3 separate regions of the Mus musculus genome follow, and all the other regions are linked to region 2. Evidence: chromatin loops called from intact Hi-C (ENCODE). Cell type or tissue: left cerebral cortex. All regions are shown on one strand.

Region 1 (5,000 bases), 160 kb after region 2:
TGTCATCTTGCTGGCCCCAAATGGCTAAACTAATCTTGCTTCTGCCTCCTGAGTGCTGGATTTAAAAGCATGCAAATGATTTTGTTGGGGGTTTTGTCCTACTTTTTTTTTTTAAGATTTATTTATTTATTTAATGTAGGTGAGTATACCACCTTTGCTCTCTTCAGAGGGGCATCAGATCCCATTACAGATGGTTGTGAGCCACCGTGTGGTTGCTGGGAATTGAACTCAGTACCTCTGGAAGAGCAGTCGGTGCTCTTAACTATGGAGCTATCTCTCCAGCTCTTGTTTTTATTCTTCAAGAAAGCATCTCATATGTAGTTCTGGCTGGCCCAGAACCCAGTATGTAGATCAGGTTGGCCTTAAACTCACCAATGAGCCTCTGCCTCCCAAGTGCTGGCATTAAAGGCGGGTGCTACCACGCTCTGCTATGTCTGAGTGTTTTATTTGCATGTTAAGTATGGTTACCAGGTGCTCGCCGATACCCATGGAGGTCAGAATAGGGTGTGAGAGTTCCTGGGACAGTTGTGAGGCACCTTGTGGGTGCTAGGAATTGAACTCCTGACTTTTGCAAGATCAACAAGTGTTCTTCGTAATCACTGAGCCAACCACTCTCCTTAGTCCCCTCCTGATCATCCGCTCCTGATCAGGGCTTGGCTCCTTCTTCTCTGTATCCATGGGAATTGCTCCCATAATTAGCAGCATCCCCTGCCTGGAACACAAACAGGCAAACGTTCCACCCTGGTAGCTGCTGCAGGGAAGGCTGGCCGATTAGATCTTTCCTTTGAGAGGCACCCCTCAGATTTGAATGTGGCGCCCACATCCTCCCACATCCGGTTTACCTGAGACACAGTTCACTAAAACCTCCCCGACTGGAGTCACTCTGATGGCTCGCCAAGTTTATCCCAGCACTTGGGAAGCAGAGGCAAGCGGATCTCTGAGCTTGGGCTATGCAGAGAAACCTCGTCTTGAAAAACACAAACAAACAAAAGAAAAAACACACTTAATCGCAGAAGGAGCTCCCTGGCTCCCTGATCTCCTAAATTGACTAAATTGAGCAATTTAGGGGGAGAGCACCGCCCCTTTCCTCTCCTCAGTCTACAGCCCGCGGGTTTTCGATGATGAAAGCCGAAAGCTGGAGTCTTCATGGGTGTCATCAAGTGATCAAATGCCGGAGGTGGGGGGGGGGGGCTTTGAGGAGTAAAGGGGATCGAACATTTCTACCACACATAAACATTAACTGCAAATAGAAGTGTGAAGAGCAGGGAGCCTTCTCTTCAGATTTTAGAAGTTTCAGTAAGATGGGCTAGCACCCTCCGGCCCCTCCCTGGAGACGCCTGGTGCTCTTCCACCCAGGGCGGGGCGTCTTCTTATCTGGATATAGCTAGGATTATGTGCACCATTCAGACACTGTGGGGAGAGACAATATCCATTTTCCTTCCAACATCAAGGCAGCCTTTTAAAGCTTTATCCGGACTTATTTTGGTTCCTGCAATAAAAAGGCGAGGTGGGAGAATTATGTCTAACAAAAATAACGCCATTGTGCGCTCCGAGTTTCCCACTGCAGGCCACTTTTAAAGCATTTTGCTGTCACCTCCGCCGCCTCACACGCATTCAGGCAGGTTGGCAGTGAACAAAGAGAACTCACTTCACACATACCAGCCCTAAACCTCCACTCTCCGGACAAAAGTGTCCCTCGGCAATGTTTTGCTCCTGGCTCTGCTGAAGGGCCATTCAGTCACTTCCAGCCCTCTTTCTCTTGGGAGACAAAGGCACCTTTGGGCTGAAGTGACACGGGAGAGTTAGAATCAGATTTGTTATCGAAATTGCAGCCCTCAATTTTAGCAAGAGGCTCAGTCTGTCTACTGCTACCACAGGAAGGCAGCCTTTATAACCCTGGAGCACTGGGCCAATTATGCACCTGCAAATATACCATACAAGACATTTCAGGTTCTGAGCACTTTGAAAACCGATCCTTAAACAGTCTCGAGGGACCCGATCCCCCACGTCGGGGATAAAGGCTGCTTTGGAATCTGCTATTGGCACCAGAAAGCGTCCTCTGAAGTCACTCAAAAGCCATTTTTATTGTGCATTGGCAAACAAAGAGCCTCATCTCACCAAAACAAAGTCTGTTACCAAATCAGGGTGGGAAGTCAGACTCAGCCCGCGAAGAGTCAATTACCCTGGCAATTTTGTGAAGGGCTGGGAAGCAATTCCTGGGGGAGAGCAGTGTATAGAGGGGTGGGTGGAAGGATTCTGGGAGGGGGCTGGCTCTGAAAACTTCTCCTTCATGAAAAGGAAGTACCATTACCTCTAAAACCCTACCAGTTATGACAGAAGGGCCTCTGTGACTTCTGGTTATACACTTTTTATTATTATTAACTGGGGAAATGTAGATTATGTGAATTTTAAAACAACTTTTGGAGCAACCTTGGCTGCTTTCTAAGGAACTTGTCTGCAGTGTTGTAACCTGAAGCTCAGAGTCAGGTTGGTGACCCGTGTGTCCCTCACCTGAAAAGCGACCTTCTTCTGGGGCTCACTTCCTTGATAAGCGGGCAGATGCTCACCGCACTGTTTATCTGGGGAAAGAAATACGTGTGGGAAAAGAAGCAATTTTCTTCTCATTGCAGTTAAAGAAAGTCATGGTCGCCTGTTGTGGGTTTAGCCTGCCACCTGTTGGTCAAAAGAAGAACAGCAGGGAACTAGGGATGAAAGCGCCCATCTGGTGAAAGGTTTTGATGTAGTCAAATCTTTTTCTCTCTGCCTCTCTCCCACCTATTCTTTTCCTCCTGTCTGTCAGTCTGTCTGTCTGTCATCTCTCTCTCTCTTTTCCTTTCAACAGTTTACTGGTTTGTTATATGAACAGACATACTCATAAAATGGGTCGGTGAGATGTCTCAGTGTGTAAAGGCGCTTGCTGGCAAGCCTAAAGAACTGAGTTCAATCCCTGGGACCCACGTGGGTGGATCACACCAACTCCCACTGGTAGCCCCTCCCACACACAAGGTACTGCATACACACAGAGATGATGGAATTAAAATGTTTTCTGTATGTCAGGGTAAGAAACGTAATGAATAGTCCAAATAAGACTATGAAATAAAGCCAGGCATGGTGGCACATACCTTTAATCCCAGCACTTGGGAGGCAGATTTCTGAGTTTGATGCCAGCCTGGTCTACAGAGTGAGTTCTAGGACAGTAAAAAACAAAACAAACAAAAGACTATGAAATAACATATCAAGAATGGAGAACTAATGTCATGATGCTTTCCGCAGAAGGGGGAAGGGAAGTGCTCTTATTAAAAGCTGTTTGGGGGGGCTGGAGAGATGACTCAGAGGTTATGAGCACTGACTGCTCTTCCAGAGGTCCTGACCTGAGTTCAATTCCCAGCAGCCACATGGTGGTTCATAACCATCTATAATGAGATCTGGTAGTGCCCTCTTCTGGCATGCAGGCACACATACAGACAGAACACTGTGCATGATACATTGAGAGAGAGAGAGAGAGAGAGAGAGAGAGAGAGAGAGAGAGAGAGAGAGAGAGAGAGAAATTGAGGTTATAATTCAGGGTCTGGTCTAAGAAACTAAGCTCTTTTTTGTTGTTATTTTGGTTTTTTGTTTTGTCTGTGTAGCCCTGGCTGGCCTCAAACTCAGAAATCCGCCTGCACCACCACCCGGCTCAAAAACAAGCTCTTCGTCTCTTCAGCTTCTTTTTTGTTTTGTTTTGTTTTGTTTTGTTTTGTTTTGTTTTGTTTTGTTTTGTTTTTCGACACAGGGTTTCTCTGTGTAGCCCTGGCTGTCCTGGAACTTACTCTGTAGACCAGGTTGGCCTCGAACTCAGGAGTCTGCCTCCCAAGTGCTGGGATTAAAGGTGTGCACCACCACATCTGGCCTTTCTTCCTTTTTTTTTTTTTTTTAAGATTTATTTATTTACTATATGTAAGTACACTGTAGTTGTCTTCAGACACACCAGAAGAGGGCATCAGATCTTGTTACAGATGGTTGTCAGCCACCATGTGGTTGCTGGGATTTGAACTCAGGACCTTTGGAAGAGCAGTCAGTGCTCTTAACCACTGAGCCATCTCACCAGCCCCCCCACCTTTTTTAAAAAACAAATAATAATACTGTATTTACCCTGTAAATTTACTGTAAGAGCCCTGGGGCCAGCTATGGCACCACATGTCTGTAATCCCAGTACACTACAGGCTAAGGGTAGAGGATAGTGCGCTTAGAGTCAACTTGTCCACATAGAAAGACAAATTGCGAAACAACAGCAAAATTTACAGAGCTAGGCCAGGCAGCACATACCTTAATCCTAGTCCTTAAGAGACAAAGAGACAAGCAGACTTCTGTGAGTTCAAGGCCACCCTGATCTTGAACCTACAGAGGGGGTTCCAGGTCAGCTATGAATTAATTCTAAGCCATCCAAGTTTACACAGTGAGACCCTATTTAAATCTAACCTCTCCAAAAAAAAATAAAATTAAAAAAATGAGGTTATGGAGGTAGCTCAGTGGTAATGGCCCCTCCTTGAGTTTGATGGTGAATTCAGTCTCTGGGACTTACATGGTGGAAAGGAAAAACTTGCACCTGAAAAAATGTCCTTTGACTTGTGAGGTGGAAATTTCTGGTTTCTCTGGAAGATTCAGCTGTGGTATGAGACATTTTTCTGGAAACTGTCTTTTGAGAGGATGTTTTGCTGAGGCAATCACATGGGAGGGTATTTTGCTGTGAACGGACATGTAGTGTTTTTCTTGAGGTTGCCTGGGAAGGGGGCATGCGATGTTTTGCTGGAGTGGACAATTGTTTGGAAAAGTGCAAGGATGACCCAACAGACCATGAACAGCAGTGCTGCGTGGCATTGGTTTGCCTTGCCTTCCTGGTTGAGCATCCTTTGTCTTCTTGACATTGTGGAGAGAAATGCACCAAAGAACTTAATGGTGGTGTTTGGGCGGCTTCTTCCTCCTTCCAATGACTCAGGGCCGATTGGCAGACCCTCACAGTT
Region 2 (5,000 bases):
GGGAGCAGTGAAGACACGCCTGCCTTGCAAGGAGGCAAGACGATGATGTGAGGGATCAGACACAGAACATATCATCTTCTTACTGTTGAAACTGCAGACATCAACAGACGCAGTGCCAGAAAGGGTGCCAGTGAACAGGGAGTTAAAACCTTCAGAGAGTAACTGTCACTGATAGAGATGCCAGCGACAACGGAGGGGAGCTAGGGCTATAATCTGATAACACTAGCATTACAGCTGGAAGGCTAAGGAGAGAGAATGAAATCAATTTATTGTTATATGTCTTTCTGCCTCATTAGGTTGTCAGCTACTTGAGGGAAAACATGACCTTTCGTTCACAATTTAGCACAGTTTGGGGAATAAGTACTTACTATAATTTTGGTGGCTGAACTTCAGGGGTTTGGGGAAATAGAGTGTTTCCACGCTCACAGTGCCTGAGAGCCCAGCTGCCCTGGCTGCCCTTCCCAGCTGCTGACTTGCTCCTCTGCTCCTGCCAGGAGCTCAGCTGGTGCTGGCTCAGCCATCACTGAGTCAGGCTCCCCAGCCCAGCGACAAGAGCACAGCTCACTTAAAGGTTCTTTCTCTTCTTGTCAGTTTCCTCATCAGGCCACTCCAGTGAAAAGAAATGGGATGGGGTGACAATCACAGGTAACAGTACAGGCCACCAAGATGAAGACTCTTTAATGCCCAAAGTCAGCAGAACCTGAAGTGAGCATAGAGCAGGGGAGGAAAGGCTCAGAGCGAGAAGCTCAGAGCGGGTTAGCAGTGGGGCGGAGGGGGACAGAAAAGGTTTCTACAAAGGAAGGAGTCCCAGGTACGAGTGACATAGACACACATCATTATGTCAACTCAGCAACTCTAGGGTGGTGACCTCTGTTCACAGTCATATACTTGGGACTTCAAGTACAGAGCAGTACACTAGGCACCAAATAATTCACATATGTGCAACTTTCATTAAAGTATGTATCAAGGCAGCCTGGGGGAGGGGTTGGTAAAAGGGCAAAAAGACTGAGAACTGAATGCTGGAGACAGCAAGGAGAGGGACTCAGGACTGTGGATATTCATAGATGGTCTCAGAACTTGAAAGTGGCTCCTCTCTCCCACTCAAGTAGCACAGAACTTGAACTCCAAGAAAAAAAGAGCCCTGTGTGACACTGTGAACGGTCACACACACCTTAAAAGTATCTCGGTTGGCAAGACCATCAGATAGCTAAGGCTGTTAGGAAAATCTCTACTTTGGGCAGGGAGCTAGGGGTCTTTAGCTTTGGACAAATCATTTAACCTGCTGCTTCACGTGTAAGACACATGATCGATACACAGTTTAAGGCTCTTGCCCACTTCTCAGGTTCCAGGTCTCAGCCTGTATGTGATCACCCACATGCTGAAGCACACCAGGAAGTAGGGAGATGAGGACCACTTATTCTCCATTGCTAGCTCAGTCACATGGCAAGTGCATGCTCAGGGGAAAGGATCAGAGACTGACCTGTAGCACTAGAGTCAGGATGCGGCAGTTTACTGCGAATCTCAGCACCTCTTTCTGGGATGGGTCCAGGAGTCCCATCCTCTCTCTCACCACCAGGACTGAGCTTCCTCCGGCTTCTAAATTCTAACACCCAAGGGAGAAAAGGTCACACACAGGCCAAAAGCAAATCAATAACATTTTCTCCAGGGGAATCACCCACTTCAACATGGCCATGGCAAACAGAGCCACCTGGCTTCCCGGTGGGAAGACTATCCTGAAGGCAGCTGGACCACTGGGTGTCACTCTTGAAGCACTCTAGGCCAGTCAGTAAGTAACACACAGATAAGCACAAGCTGGAAAGCTAAGCTCACAGAACTTTTAAAAGCCCGTTGAAATGCTTTTATGTAGGACTCAAAGACCCGGGTTCAAAGCCCAATTTTGTCACTTGCAAGTTCTCCCTTAGTCCCTCTGAGAGTCAGTCCTGTGTGTGTAAACCAGGACACTATTCTCTACCCCTCCGATCTCACCAACTCGTCATCATGGTAAAATGGACTGAACTAAAAGGTACCGCACAAGTCAATGCCGTGGCTGCTATTATTTACCTGTGCCATTTTCCCTTTTGCCCAGAATAATAAGCGAATTCCCAAACCAGAGTCCCCAAAGTGGGGCACAGAACCATCCTAGAAGCCCGTAATTACTACACATGCCAGCTTCACTCTCTGATGTGTGTTCAGCTGGTCTGTTAAATTAAGTGGAGAAGGAAAAGAAAACCACTGCTCAGCAGGACTCCGGCCAGCTCCCACTGCTAAAACAAACTCGGGGAAGACAGAGTCTACCACTCGGGACGGGGTAAACAGCCATTTCCCATCTCCGCGGGAGTGGCGGCAAACTCATACAAAAACCCAGTGCCATTCTGAGGCACAGAATGCACATCAAGGCATTTCTTTAAAAACACAATTTAATAGCAGTCACAGCTCTTACTGTGTTTAAGCAAGGAGAGGAAGAGCCCCGTCTTTCTTCTCTCACGTGGCTAACACCCTCTAAACTTTTAGGCTACACTTGCTTTCTGGAATTTTCTGATCCCACCAGACAGCCCTATATTCTCACTGCCTCATGCTCTGCCATCTTTATCTTCCTATCTGTTCCTTATGAGGACGGGGGCTTTGTCTCCTAACTCTATTATATCCCAGGACCCAGCATGTAAACAGACATCTGTTCTCCCAAGTGCACGAAGTAGCAAGGACAGGATAGAGAATCGTCAAGTTTTCTGACGCTAGAACTAAGATCACTGGTCCAAGCATTTCTCCCATCGTGTTTCTGGTTAGAAAGCAAGATGGCCCAGCGGGCAAAGGCACTTGCCACTACAGTGACCCATAGGCTGAAGATGAGAAGACACTCCCACAAAGTTGTTCTCTGTCCTCACTTAGGTGTGCCAAGGCGCACCTGTAGCTCCACACATATATACATAAACATATGCACATAAAATAGAATTAAAAAAAAAAAAAGCAAATGACAAAGTCACAGAAAGCATGGGAGAAAAGAAAAAATTCTCCGCCAAGGGAACAAGACTGGTTAATAGCGGTAGTACCCCATCCTCGGCACGAGGGGGCGCCTGCTGCTTACTTCATCACCAGGAGACCGGGAGAAAAGGAGGCCCCCTCACCTCCCAACTCCATGTCGGTTTATTTAGGACAATTCAGTTTAAAGTTAAGCCGCAGGAAACAGCATTTTCTGACTACCCACGATATCTCCAACACTGGATTCACTAAACCCAAATAAATGACAGAAACATGGACACCCAACTCAAACTCAATCAATCTCTCCCTCCCTCCCTCTCTTTTCCCTGGCCTCCAATCCGCACGCACAAAGGAGGCAGAGAGAGGAAAAGTACTGAATCCACCTCTGCATCTTGATTCTCAGTCCTTCCCTCTTTCAAACTCTGGCATCAGTGGCCACAGGAGATGCAACCCACACTCAAGTTAAACAAAGTAAAATCAAGACAGTCAATTATCTCTCTAGCTATTTTGCCAACACCCCTTTGAAAGAAGCCCCTTGCCAAATCAGACTCTTAACTGGCCGGATGCTTAGAACCAACCAGTTTCATTTTTCTTTAATTTACCCGTGAAATAGGCTCCAGAGATCTCATTAGACACCAGTAAGACTGTGTAATTACCATCGCCATTTTATGGATGTGAAAACTGAGGCTCACTGGAGCCAAGTGACACGCCCACCACTTAAAGCTCCTCACGCACTGCTTTCTAAAACCTATGTCCACAGTCAGGAGAGCTTTTTGCCATAAACAAAGGGTATGCATTCCTTGTCCAGCCAGGACATCCAAGGCTTAGCCCAGAACTTTCTCCAACTGTAGCACATGTTGTTGCTGGAAGCTTATGGTGATGGGCCCTAACTGGGAAAGATCTGTTGAACTGGAGTCCTGGATTTTCTGCGGAAGGCTAATACTCTCAAATGGGTGCTGCGTTATGACCCAGAGGCAACGTGGAGCGAGCCGCCTCCTTCTGCTAAGCCCTGCCATACTGGGAGCCCGTTCCAGCCTGCTCTTTTCGGACACAGTTCCTACCCAGGACGGGACAGTGACCCTCACCCCAAGGGAGCCACGGCCCAGGGCTTCGTCCCGGGGGAATCGCGGGGCCGGGCCAGGCAACGGGGCCGGAAGCAGACGAGGGCCGGAGGCTGCAAAGGAAGAGGCGGCGCCGGAGGCTGCTATGGCGGAGGGGCGGGGCTCCTCGCTTCTCTACAGCCTCCGCCTAATTTCTCTCGGCCTGCGTTTGACAGCTTCCCTCCCCGGAGGACTCCAGAGTTGCAGAGCTGGCGCCGGATCCTCCGCGCCCGCGCGTCCAGACCACCCCCGCGGAGCTCCAACTTCAGCGCCTCCATCCGGGTCCCGTCCGTGCCGCGCCTGCGCGCCGGCTCGGCCGACGGCGGCCCCGCCCCGCTCCTGCCCGGACTCGGAGCGCCCCGCCCCCCTCCTCGGCGGCCATGTTGACCCCAGCTAGGGCGGGGGCCGAGGCGGCGGCGGTGAGTCGCACCTTCCCGGCGTGGTGACACCTGAGGAGTAGGCCTCTTGACTCGCCAGCAGTTTGTGCGCGGGCGCTGCGCTCCCGGGTCGGGGCTCTCACCCCAGTCCCCTGCCGTGAGCAGCCTCTGACTTCCCGGTGTGAGCCGAGGCTGGACCCGGGCGCTGCCCCAGAGCCACGCGTTCTCTCGGTGTTCCGCCACCCCAGCTCAGCACAGGACCTGGCACACGATAGACAATATGAATAGGCAAAAGAAAGCCTTCTTGGGGTTTTTGTGGCAAGCAGCGGTACCCTGCAACTGGATGAGAAGAAAGTAGGGGAATTCCCCCTGCCTTTCCCCTCCTGGCAATGAAGGACCTCTGCCCTGCGACAGTCCTCTGTCCCACCTCAGATGACTGTATGGGACGAGGAAGGAAACCTCAGAGAACACCCCCGAGGATTCTCCCTCAAGCAGTTTCTGTCGCAGGAACTGGCGCCAAAAAAAAGAAAAAGAAAAAAAAAAAAAA
Region 3 (5,000 bases), 57 kb after region 2:
CTTTGTGGAGGGACAGAAAGCTAAATGATGTGAGTGTTTGGAGACATGCTCCAAGACAGGGTGCATTTACACAGTCCCCACCCAGTCATGAGCATGTCATCACACTGGAGTAAGTAAAGCTACTGTAAAGGAATCTCCGACCACAAAGGACAAGCCAGGCAGTGGACAGAGGTGGTGGTGCACACCTGTAACCCCAGCTACTTAAGAGGCTGGGTCAACTCCATCTACATTTAGCAAGTCTTGAAACAGCCATAACTATGTAGACTTTTCTTTTGTTTACCTTGAGAGAAACAAAATGAAGCAGAAACCGAGTTCTCTCAGACTATGGACACAATACTGCTGGCAATGGAGCTATGCCCAGGGGAAGTATGAGTGTGTCTTTGGATCCCACACATCACAGCTCACTTCACCCAGGCTACTGGGGCTGTTTGAGGCCCTCAAGTGAAGACAACAGGATCTTCTGAACAGAGATCAGCATGCTCAGGCTATCTGTCAGTCTGATCTAGGTCTACCCAGTTTTAGTCATTACCATGGTGATGGTGTCACTATGGAACTTCTATAGCAGTGGCTGTTTTAACAAGGACTGCACACCCGGAATTTCCATGAAGCTTCATAAATGCTCAGGCCTCCGGGTTCCAACTTTGTTGGTGTGGAAGGGCTTGAGCCCCTCCCACTTCTAGATCTATGAATGATCTCTGATGTGTATGATTAGCTGGCAATCAGTGTGATCCAGGAGAGGGATTATTCAGCCGGATATGGTTGTGCACACCTTTAATCCCAGCACTTGGGAGTCAGAGTCAGGCGGATTTCTGAGTTCGAGGTCAGCCTGGTCTACAGAGTGAGTTCCAGAACAGCCAAAGTACAAATAGGAACCCTTCTCAAGTTAACTGATTAATTTAAAAATAAAAAAGAAGGTGACTGTAATGTGTTACTATTACATGCTTAAACTATGCAAAATGTAAGGAAGAAGCCGAATTATTTGCCCTTTCCCCTTAGATTTTGCTCCATGTGGGCCAGGCTAACCTCAATTTGACAATCTCCCTGCTTTAACTTCCAAAGTGTTGGGATTAAAGATGTGTATACTTTTATGTGTCTGAGTATTTTGCCTGTGTACAATGTGCATGCCTGGTACCCAAAGAACTCAGGAAAAGTTGCTGGATCCCCTTTAACTGGAGCTATGGACAGTTGTGAGCCACTGTGGGTGCTAGGAATCAACCTCCAGTACTCTGTAAATACAAGTGCGCTTTAATAGCTGAGACATCCCTTCAGCCTCTAGACATAAATGCTGATGTTCCTGCCTAAGCTTTGAAATTAGTAAAATTACAGGCCTATGCTACTAAGCTTGGCATTTTATTTACACTAGTTAATTTATTATTTATTGACTATTTACTTTAAGTCGGGGTCTCAAGAAGCCTAGGATGGCTTCAAACAAGCTACACAACAAAATCCTTTTGAACTGCTGATGTTCCTGCCTCCATCCAGCCACCCACGTGCTGGGAATAAGGTACGTGCCACCAGATCTAGGTTCTGTAGTGGGTGGGATCAAATCCAGGGCAAAATGTATGTTAGACAAGTACTCTAACAACTAATCTGTATTCCTAGTCCACTTTTAATTAATTTAAATCCACATAATCACATATGGCTAGTGTCTATCATGCTACAATGTAATTTGAGAGCAATGTTTCCAAATAATTTATCACTTCCTGCTACATATGGCTCCAAACGTATTAAATTCTATACAACACTAACATATAGAAAGAATAAAGTGTATAGTGATTTGATAGACTTGGAATTTAAATCCTAACTCACTGCCTGGCCTGGAACACTTTAGCTCATCACCTAAAATGTACATAACGCACAGCTTCCCATAGGCAGGTGTGGTGACTCATTCCTATACTCTCAGCACTTGGGAAGCTGAAGCAGGAGGATCACCATGAGTTCCACACAAACCAAGATTACAAAAATCTGTCAGCCTGGGCTACAGAATGAGACAACAACAACAACAACAAAAAAATAAGCTTCCCACAGTGCTTGTATTTAAATGTCTTTCCAATAAATATTAAATATTCCAAGCTATGTATACAGCTTCCTGTTTCTGCTGTCCAAGGTAGTTTTACTTTGTTTTGAAATGGCATGGAGTCTCACTATGTTGCCCAAATTGAGCTTAAATTCCTGGTCCCAACACTCCAGAATAGGTGGAGTTATTGGCTGCATTCCAGGACATAAGAGTTCAGGCTTTTTTCAAAGTCCTCCTAAATGCCCCAAATACAAGGATGGACAACTGTTCAACTACAACAGTTCCTACTGACAGAAGGAACAGGCAAGCAAGGCAGCAGATATCCTCAACCCCAGTATCAAGTAGGACGACTGAATTAGAAGAGGGGAAGCTAAAATAGTCCTGAAGAACAATGGCATCGAAATAACCCAACCTGTATCAGCAAGGGTTATAATAACGTACACCCAGCCCCAAACCCAAACACATGGCCAAAACTCCAACACTTACCAAGGCAAGCAGGATAAGACAAAACTCCCCTGCACCTGGAGTCTTAAGACTACTCTGGCCTCACAGTAGGATCCTTTAAAGGACAGTCAAACAATAGCTTCTCAAAATGAAACTGACATTTTTTGGTTATCAAACTCATTCCCCTCACCAAAGGTTTATCACGATCAATGGACTATTGCAGTCTATTCACCAAACAAAAATATGTTCAGTTCCAACAAACAGACCACTCTGGTTTCATGTTAAAAGAGAATCTAACTTACTTATGAGATTTAAAAATACTGTGAAAGATATGTGGTTTGCAGTTGGGGGGGGAGGCACCACTCCCAATCTCTTAAAGTAGAGAACATCAAATCTTCATTCATCAATTGAAACAGAAAAATGTCTACCTCCTGTAAAATAGAAACGGCCAGCATCAGTAGTCAGCAGCCACAAAGGAGGAGAAACACCAAATCGTAGCTGCAAAAGAGCCAGAGATGCCACTCTGGGAAAGATGGAGAGGAAACCCTTTCAACAGGAAACCGCGGGAGCAGATTACTGTGATTACGCTTCAAAGGCAAAGGCTCTGCCTCACAGACACGTAATTGAGAGGAAAATGCTGGCCCTTCATCAGGCAAGCCAGGCCCCCTGCTATATACTCTCCTGCATTCATAAAAAAATAAAAATAAGGGTGGGGGGGTAGTCCACCACTTAGCTCCTTGCAGATCACTGGCCAAGCTATAAAGTGCCTGACAAATGAAATGAATGCGGTTCGGGGCATCAAAGGTGCCGGTGCAGGCCTATCCTTCCGAGTATATTCAGTGCAAACAGCTTGCACACTAACAACTTGCAGAGTTCCCTGCTTCCAGCAAATGGCACCTCCGGACCACCTGGCTCTGGAATCACTCACAAGTTCTTAATGTACAGGAAAAGGCCACAGTGGCCTTGTGAACTGCTGAAAGTAACAAGTTGAGCTTTAAGGTTCATCAAGGCTAGGTGTCAGATAGTCAAAAGTAACCACTTTTGGGACACTCAAAATATTAAACATAGTTGCAAATTCTCTATCTGACCATAAGCCACTGAAAGAGGAGACAAAACCAGGCACGCACTAAAACTTCTGAGTACCAAGAGATATTACTCCCCACACCATGTGGTAGTGGCACCAGGAAAAACAATCTCTGATCCTGAAATAAGTCTGCGAGAGAATGGACAGTCAGAAGCCAAAGATACAGAGAAGAGGTGACCAGAAGCGGAGGTAAGGGCCAACTTTTATGCCTAGCTGTGCCAAAGACTCGAAAGAACAAAATGAAAGGTTGGGCCAGGGACTGCCAAGAGCCTCCATCTTTGGAAAGGAGAAGTCCTGACCAGCACACACTTGTGTTTTCCGCTCTAGATGCCAACTAGTCGGTGCCAGGATAAACCTAGAGCCATACCCTTGGATTTTGGGCCTCCAAATATTATTTTGTACTTCTCGTGCTTTCAATTTATTCCTGGCCAGATTTGTTTATGAGTTTTAATAATAACAATAAAAATGCATCCCTGGCTCTTTAACCGAAAGAAGCCCCTAATTGATTCCCACAGTAATTAACCTGCATTTTACCTCAGAGAGCGGTAGTTAAGGAAGTCGGCACTGCTATTTATAACTCATCTCAAATTGAGGGCAGACTGCCTAAAATCTAACACATCCCAGCTGTACTCCTGTTTGAACTGGGGCCAAGGGAATTTTTTAAAGCAATCTTGGCACGGAATGAATGACACCAACAGTATGAGAGCGTGAGTGGTTGTGTTGTGGTGACGTAGCATTGGAGGTGGAGGGGGGGGCAGTGTACTGTGATCCCTCTCGTGCGTGCCTGCAGCTTGAGTCCCAGTACAGTAAGCTGGGAACCGCCCACTGAGAGCCAAACACAGGAAAAGGCTTTTCCTGTGGACCGCCTTGAAGTGAGAAACACATGGCTAATCTGCATAAACTCGAAGCCACACCGACCCTGCCAGGAAGGTTAGTGCTCGTAATCTCTGGCCATGAAGCTGGCTGCCTGGGAAGACTTGGACTGGCGCCTGATAACCCAGAAAGAGCCGAGAGAACAGATGGGTAAGGACCCCAGCAGAATACAGCCTCGGGTCACGTGACTCGCCACATGGCCCCGCCAGCACAAACTATTGTCTGGCTGCAGAGCTTCTATACAAAGGCACCAGGCCTCCACTTCCTGTGATTCTAGGGACTGGCAGCAGCTGTTGATCAGTTCCCGGAGGGGACCCTCCTCTGTTAAGGGCACTCCAGGCAGAGATAAGTACAAAAGTTAAGGCCTCTCCCAACCAACAGGCTTTTTACTTTCCCTGCCAGCTCCACAGAAATCACTTAGATCTTAGGACTAAAGGGACTTCTGCAAGAGCAGCCTTGCTCCCTAGTACATAAATTGAGCAGCATAAATCATTCCACTGTCCCTTTTCTCTATAGCTACAGGCCATCTCTGCCTACCTCCACTTCCTCCCATTCACCATGGGGCTGAGGACTGGTATGATC

The links. Peaks named below come from ENCODE experiments on the same cell type or tissue, not always from the same donor. Only the 100,000 strongest peaks of a DNase experiment are listed, where the experiment ranks them.
Region 1: it touches region 2 in a loop (7-fold over the local background); 41 of 42 quality-filtered maps call a loop at or near these places.
Region 3: a loop joins it to region 2, with 4 times the contacts of the local background. A loop is called at or near these places in 7 of 42 quality-filtered maps.

The regions. Positions count from the first base shown.
Region 1 is chr4:133,827,243-133,832,242 of GRCm38, forward strand. No RefSeq gene overlaps it. Among named protein-coding and RNA genes, the nearest start is that of Gm12974, 13 kb to the left of the region's middle. In left cerebral cortex, a CTCF peak has its summit at 2,672 (motif pointing left); a DNase peak (open chromatin) is centred at 2,675.
Region 2 is chr4:133,668,258-133,673,257 of GRCm38, forward strand. It overlaps Pigv (phosphatidylinositol glycan anchor biosynthesis, class V), which reads right to left and starts at 4,390. Exons shown (of 4, transcript NM_178698.5): 1 at 4,062-4,390; 2 at 1,481-1,603. The coding sequence starts at 1,558. In left cerebral cortex, CTCF peaks have their summits at 1,723 and 3,060 (motif pointing right); DNase peaks (open chromatin) are centred at 510, 1,736, 3,093 and 4,310; H3K4me3 peaks cover 1,913 bases; H3K27ac peaks cover 1,965 bases.
Region 3 is chr4:133,725,376-133,730,375 of GRCm38, forward strand. The region is part of intron 1 of Arid1a (AT rich interactive domain 1A (SWI-like)); the gene reads right to left. Among named protein-coding and RNA genes, the nearest start is that of Mir7227, 11 kb to the left of the region's middle. In left cerebral cortex, no CTCF peak of the experiment used is centred here; DNase peaks (open chromatin) are centred at 3,052, 3,325, 3,877 and 4,400; H3K4me3 peaks cover 269 bases; H3K27ac peaks cover 538 bases.